Regions from separate parts of the Homo sapiens genome. Here region 1 is linked to region 2. The links are chromatin loops, found by intact Hi-C in ENCODE. Cell type or tissue: PC-3. All regions are shown on one strand. Each heading gives the region's core, and the rest is flanking DNA. Links, peaks and the distances in the headings are about the cores only.

Region 1 (2,929 bases), core at 93-2,592, 96 kb before region 2:
GAAATAAATGGAAGATTCTCTCAACTATGTTTGTTAAAGAGATCCAATGGATTTTTGAATGCAAGAGAAATGAATAATTCCGAATGCCAAAATCATAAAAATCCTTAAAATGTTCAGTTAGAACCCTATAAATACTAAAGTAAGAGAACAATTTCATGATAATTACTTCAGTTTCAATAGAAGAGATCCATCCAATGCTATTTACGCAGCATTATGAGAACACGAGCAGGACTGCCAATACCTTCCATAGGATCATTGAGGCTTTGCTTCAACTCAAATAAATAGTGTACTTGTAAGCATACATCCAACAAAAGTTCTATTTGTATTATTTCCAACGAAAGCAGTAAAAACGTTTTCATTAACTGCCAACTCAAGAGGCTCTGCAAATATTTGCTATTGTTTCTGAAGTCTCACCTGGAAGGGATTCTACCTGCAATTGCCTTGTTGCAAGTGTTTTTATGAGAAAACTAGTGCGCGCAGGAAAAGTTGTACCTGTATTGTGATACTTGTATTGTGGCTATGCCACAAAAAGATGAGGCATTTAGATATTTGATAATCTCTGTAATAATAAATGAAGCTATTATATTTTTTATTAGGGCAGTCGATTTTATCCTAGCATTTGAAATTTTGCTTGCAATTTTGGAACCAGAAAATACTTTGTCAGTAGTATGTTCAAATAGTTATTTGAGCAGAAAGACTGATAATGATATAGTGTGGAAGGCCATTACAACTTCTATTACAACTATTTTTGTCTTAATCTGAGTTTCTCTTAATCAAAAAACTTTGTTGGTGTATCACTTTTCTTAGTACTGGTTGAGAAAATCTTACATCTCTTTTATGTTTAGCCATTCATATATGCTAGTTTCCATCTAACTTTCTATCATTTTTATACTAAATGAACAATTACTGCACAAAGAGCTTCAAAAGGACTTTTCCTTGTTTAATAAATGTCCACTGGTCAGAAATTTCATCACAAAATTTACACTTGCTTTTTGACAATCAGTGGTTCAAATATACGCAAATAAAAAACAGATCATATAAACTACTGCAAAAATGGAAGACTGACTTTGCTAAGCTCAGCCGCTTCAGTACATCTGTCACTCGTAAGTCCAAACTCATAACAAACCATAAACAAGGTCCAACTGTTAAAAGAGTTGCGTTACATTGAACCTGACATCTGATGCCAAAAGAAAAAAAAAGTGAACTTCCGGTTTGCTTGCAAGAGAGAACCGTACCTCTATGGGAAAGTCTCCCAACCCCCAGGGCTGATTTAGTGTAAGGTTTAGGGAAGCGGGTCATGCAGGGTCTGGTGGCGCTTCTGAAGCCTAAGTATTTAGGAATCTAAGGCCTTTCAGCTGTGTTAGCAAATCACAGGCGGAGGCTGCCTTTCGCCTCCGACTTCCGGGAGCGCCGGCGCTAGAGCGAGACACTTGCTCATTGGCTGCTGTCGAGCAGCGGAGGGGACCGAGGGGCCGGCCCTGATGCGCTGCCTTTCGGGCTGTAGTGGATCCGCTTACTTTTAGGAGTGCAGTTACTGCAGCGATGCTGTCGCCGACTGGCTGATTTTCAGAACGTGTGTATGATTAGAAGTTATCTCTAATTAACGGTGGCTCCTGTTCATGACTTTGGGCTTCTGCAAAGAACAGTGTTTTCCTTTCCCGAATAAAAAAATAAGTACCCTTAATTCTCAGTCTTCCCTTCTGTTCTTCCCTCAGCCGAACCTGCATGAAACCAAGAAGGTATTGTCCAAATCTTTATGGAGATACGCTTTTCAGCTAGTGTTGCCATTTAGGTGATTTAATTTAGGTGCCAGTTACTGTCGAGGAAAAGTAGCTCTGATGATTTTTGAATGTATTGAAAAAAGCTGAACACAGGACATTCAAGGAGTCTTGACAAAGTCAAGTAGACAAAATACAGGATGTGCCCCACATACACAGCCAACTCTATGGGGAAAGTGAGACGGGAAGGGAGGGAAAGCCCCATATCCGACAGAAAGAAATCTAAGTCCTTTGTCTTTCTGGAAGGGCATCCATGGCATCCCGGCTTGTTAAAGAAAAATATTAGAACAACCTAAATATCCGTCAATCAGGGACTGATTGAATAGTTTTGCACACTTGTAAAATGGAATACAATGCAGCTACTAAAAAGGAGCCAGTTCCATGAGCTGATAGGAAGACTACCACAATAGTTAAATAAATTTTTAAAAGCAAGATACAGAACTCCGTATAACATGTGTGCTAAAACATGCATGAGGGTAAGGAGGTAAGAATAAATATATGTTCCTGCGCGCATAGACAATTTCTAGAAGGATGCTAAAGAAACAGGTCGCAGAGATCTCTTTGGGGGAAGGGAACTAAAAGGCAGCAAGCGGAGGGAGTCTTCCTTTTTATGGCATATCCTTTGATACTGTTTTCATTTCTTTATTCTCTGTGATGCATTATGTCTATATATACACATATATAATAACAATATATATCATATCATATATATGATATATTGTATATAATATATATCATATATAATATATGATATATGATATATAATATATAATATATACATATTATATATAGTCTATATGTATATATATACATATATGTATATACATATACATGTATATGTATATACACATATACATATATATGTATATATACACATATACATATATATGTATATATACATATACACATATATATACATATATGTGTGTATATATATACATATATATGTGTGTGTATATATATATACATATATATATATATATACAGAGTCTCTCTCTATCGCCCAGGCTGGAGTGCAGTGGCGCGATCTCGGCTCACTGCAAGTTCCGCCTCCCGGGTTCACGCCATTCTCCTGCTTCAGCCTCCCGAGTAGCTGGAACTACAGGCGCCCGCCACCGCGCCCGGCTAATTTTTTTTTGTATTTTTAGTAG
Region 2 (2,929 bases), core at 152-2,651:
AACAACACGTTTTAAGAAAAATGGTAGGACTGATTTTTCTTTATTTTCCAAACTTTCTGCTAATGATCATGTTTGCTTTCTTTTTAAAGTACCTTTAAAGAAAATTTTATTTAGAAATAATTTTAAACTTAGAGAAGGTTGCAAGAATAGTATAACATAACACTCATATATCTATTACCAAATTCATCTTAGACTTATTGTTAAATTTTGATTAACAATGAATACAATCCTATAAAAATTGAAAGCGCTACAGATAAAACCCAAGTCCCTTTAATCATCACAGTCCTTTCTCTATAGAATTCAGTGTTGATTTAGCTACTTGTTGTCAAATTATTATTATTATTATTTTTGAGACGGAGTCTCGCTCTGTTGTCCAGGCTGGAGTGCAGTGGTGCCATCTCAGCTCACTGCAATCTCTGCCTCCCGGGTTGAAGCAATTCTCCTGCCTCAGCCTCCCGAGTAGTTGGGATTACAGGCACGCACCACAATGTCCAGCTAATTCTTGTATTTTTAGTAGAGACGGGGTTTCACTATGTTGGTCAGGCTGGTCTCAAACTCCTGACCTCAGGCAATCTGCCCACCTCAGCCTCCCAAAGTGCTGGGATTACAGGCATGAGCCACTGCACCCGGCCCAAACTTTCTTTCTGTTTATAAATCTCGTCTACAGCCATACCACTCTGAACATGCCCAATCTCGTCTGTTTATAAATCTCATTTTCACTTGTACTTCTACCAGTACCTGGTGCCACCAGTTCTTGAGCTTTTGGGGGATACAAAACAGGTTGTTTTTTGGCTTTCTGGTTTAGGATTTAGCTTTCTTGGGTCTGCTGAGTCAGTTACCACTTGTCATCCTGCTTCTAGCTTTCAGAAATTTATTGCTGCTTCCTTTCCTGTTGCTTGTAAGTTTTTTTGCCTTTAAACAAACAACATTTTACTCACATTTATATTTAAGAGGGTTTCAGGAGGAATAAGAGGCAACTGTCTAATCTTTAATTGGACATTATACAGTAAGTGTAATTCTTTGTGTTTCATTTGCTAAACTTGCAGACTTAGTGAGGCCAAAAACACCAGCCATGTCACTGTTCTGTCCCCAGACCCCACATCAGTTGTGGCCTGACACATTTAATGAGAGTTGTTAAATTAACCTAGCAGTTGAATACTTGTAGAATGAAACATTCTGTGATGATAGTGTAACAGGAAAGGTATTAAATGCTTGATGCACCTACTTTTTGGCTCTCTTTGTTCTTGAAGGAAGAGGGGACCTCATGACCAGGCCTGAATCAAGGTGGACTCTCCTGAATAGAATACCTTTTCCCACCCATAATGTCTACCTGAGTATGCTCTACTCCAGGCTAATGAGCAAGCATAGCTTTTGGAACTTCTCACTATCAGAGCTGAGCAGGCTGCAGTCAACATGCAAGCCTGGGTTCTAGGCATGGCTCTGTCACTGTCTTTCAGTGTCTACATTTGATTTCACTGTCTTTTCAATGTGGAATATTCCATTCTTGGGATATACTAATTGGTTGTTTTTAGAAGAAACAATATTGTAGGAATTACATTGTGATCAAGATAAGTTTTCCTTCATATATAATACAAACTTTAATTGAACACCTGAGCACTTAATGCTAAGTGCTGTAGGTTGAATACTAAATGTTAAACATTTCTCATTTCTAAAGAGATAAAGGTTGGAGATGCCTGTTTCTCCTTTGTGTTTCTTTTCTGTTATTTCTTTCTAAAATTGGTAACTATAAAGCCATACTATTCTTTTCATTTTTATTGTGAAATTATGGATACATATGAAAGGAATACATAGTATAGATATACCTTGTGCAAAATAACAATAATAAATCAGAGACCTGTGACTGCCATCCAAATCATAGCAATCTTTTTTGAAAGTTTGTTTGTTTCACACGTATTCTTTTAGACCAGTCAGTAGGAGAGAGCTGCTTTTGCCTTAGTTGCTTTGTAAGGCCATGTTTCTCCTCAACTCTTCCATGTTTAAAATGCACTCCTTGTGCTGAGTACTGATGGGGATACCATACCTGCTGTTCTCCTCTCCTGAAACCATCATCACTGTCCTCTCTACAGTTATAGCAGTCATCTGTGTATGGCTACATGCATAGCCTGTGAATTTATTTGGAGATTTGTAAAGTAATATGAATACTTTTCATAGATGCGAACTGGTAAGTTAAAATGGTATTAAGATTAGCTGCTATTTCTTCAGCTAAGTTTCTGTTAGAAATCCACCTCCATGCCTGTTTTGGCCAACACTCACTAATGTATCCATGCTGTGCCACTCACTGGTAAGTGCTGGGGTGAACGCAGTGATAAACCATGCAAAGGTCTCAGTCCACAGAGGGCTCACAGTCTGCATCACTATTCCTCGTACAGTCTTTTTCTTCTCCCATTTCTGAATTGTTAGTGAAGTATGATTTATGTATAAAAACATGTACAATCACAAATGTGCAGCTCAATGAATTTTCACAAACTGAACATGCACAGCTAACTAGTACTTAAATCCAGAAACAGCATTGCCAGCACTCCAAAAGATCCCTTCAGTGCCTTTCCAGTCACTCTCCTCCCGGGACATACTCACTGGTATGTTTAGTTTGCCTGTTCTTTAAAAAAATCTTTATATGAATCTAATCATACAGTAAATACTGTTTTGAGTCTGGCTTCTTTTGCTCAACATGATGTTGCAAAATTTACCCATGTGGGTTACAGTTTATTCATGCACACTGCTGTCTCATTATGTGAAAATACCACAATTTATTTACCTATTCTACTGTAGATAGGCATTTGAATAATTTCCAGTTTTATGAATACTGTTGCTTTTTCCCTCCTTATGTGTCTTTTGGTATCATATGTAAATGTTTCTGTTGGACATATAACTAGGAGTGGAATTGCTGGATATGTGTAAATTCATTTTT

The links. A loop is a pair of places that touch in the nucleus more often than their neighbours do. Peaks named below come from ENCODE experiments on the same cell type or tissue, not always from the same donor. Only the 100,000 strongest peaks of a DNase experiment are listed, where the experiment ranks them.
Region 1: a loop joins it to region 2, with 3 times the contacts of the local background. A loop is called at or near these places in 15 of 110 quality-filtered maps.

What each region holds. Positions count from the first base shown.
Region 1 is chr5:142,023,686-142,026,614 of GRCh38, forward strand. No RefSeq gene overlaps it. Among named protein-coding and RNA genes, the nearest start is that of GNPDA1, 12 kb to the left of the region's middle. In PC-3, for the core only: no CTCF peak of the experiment used is centred there; a DNase peak (open chromatin) is centred at 1,326; H3K4me3 peaks cover 1,997 bases; H3K27ac peaks cover 1,246 bases.
Region 2 is chr5:142,119,624-142,122,552 of GRCh38, forward strand. All of the region lies in intron 1 of NDFIP1 (Nedd4 family interacting protein 1), which reads left to right. Among named protein-coding and RNA genes, the nearest start is that of NDFIP1, 12 kb to the left of the region's middle. In PC-3, for the core only: no CTCF peak of the experiment used is centred there; no DNase peak of the experiment used is centred there; H3K27ac peaks cover 1,105 bases.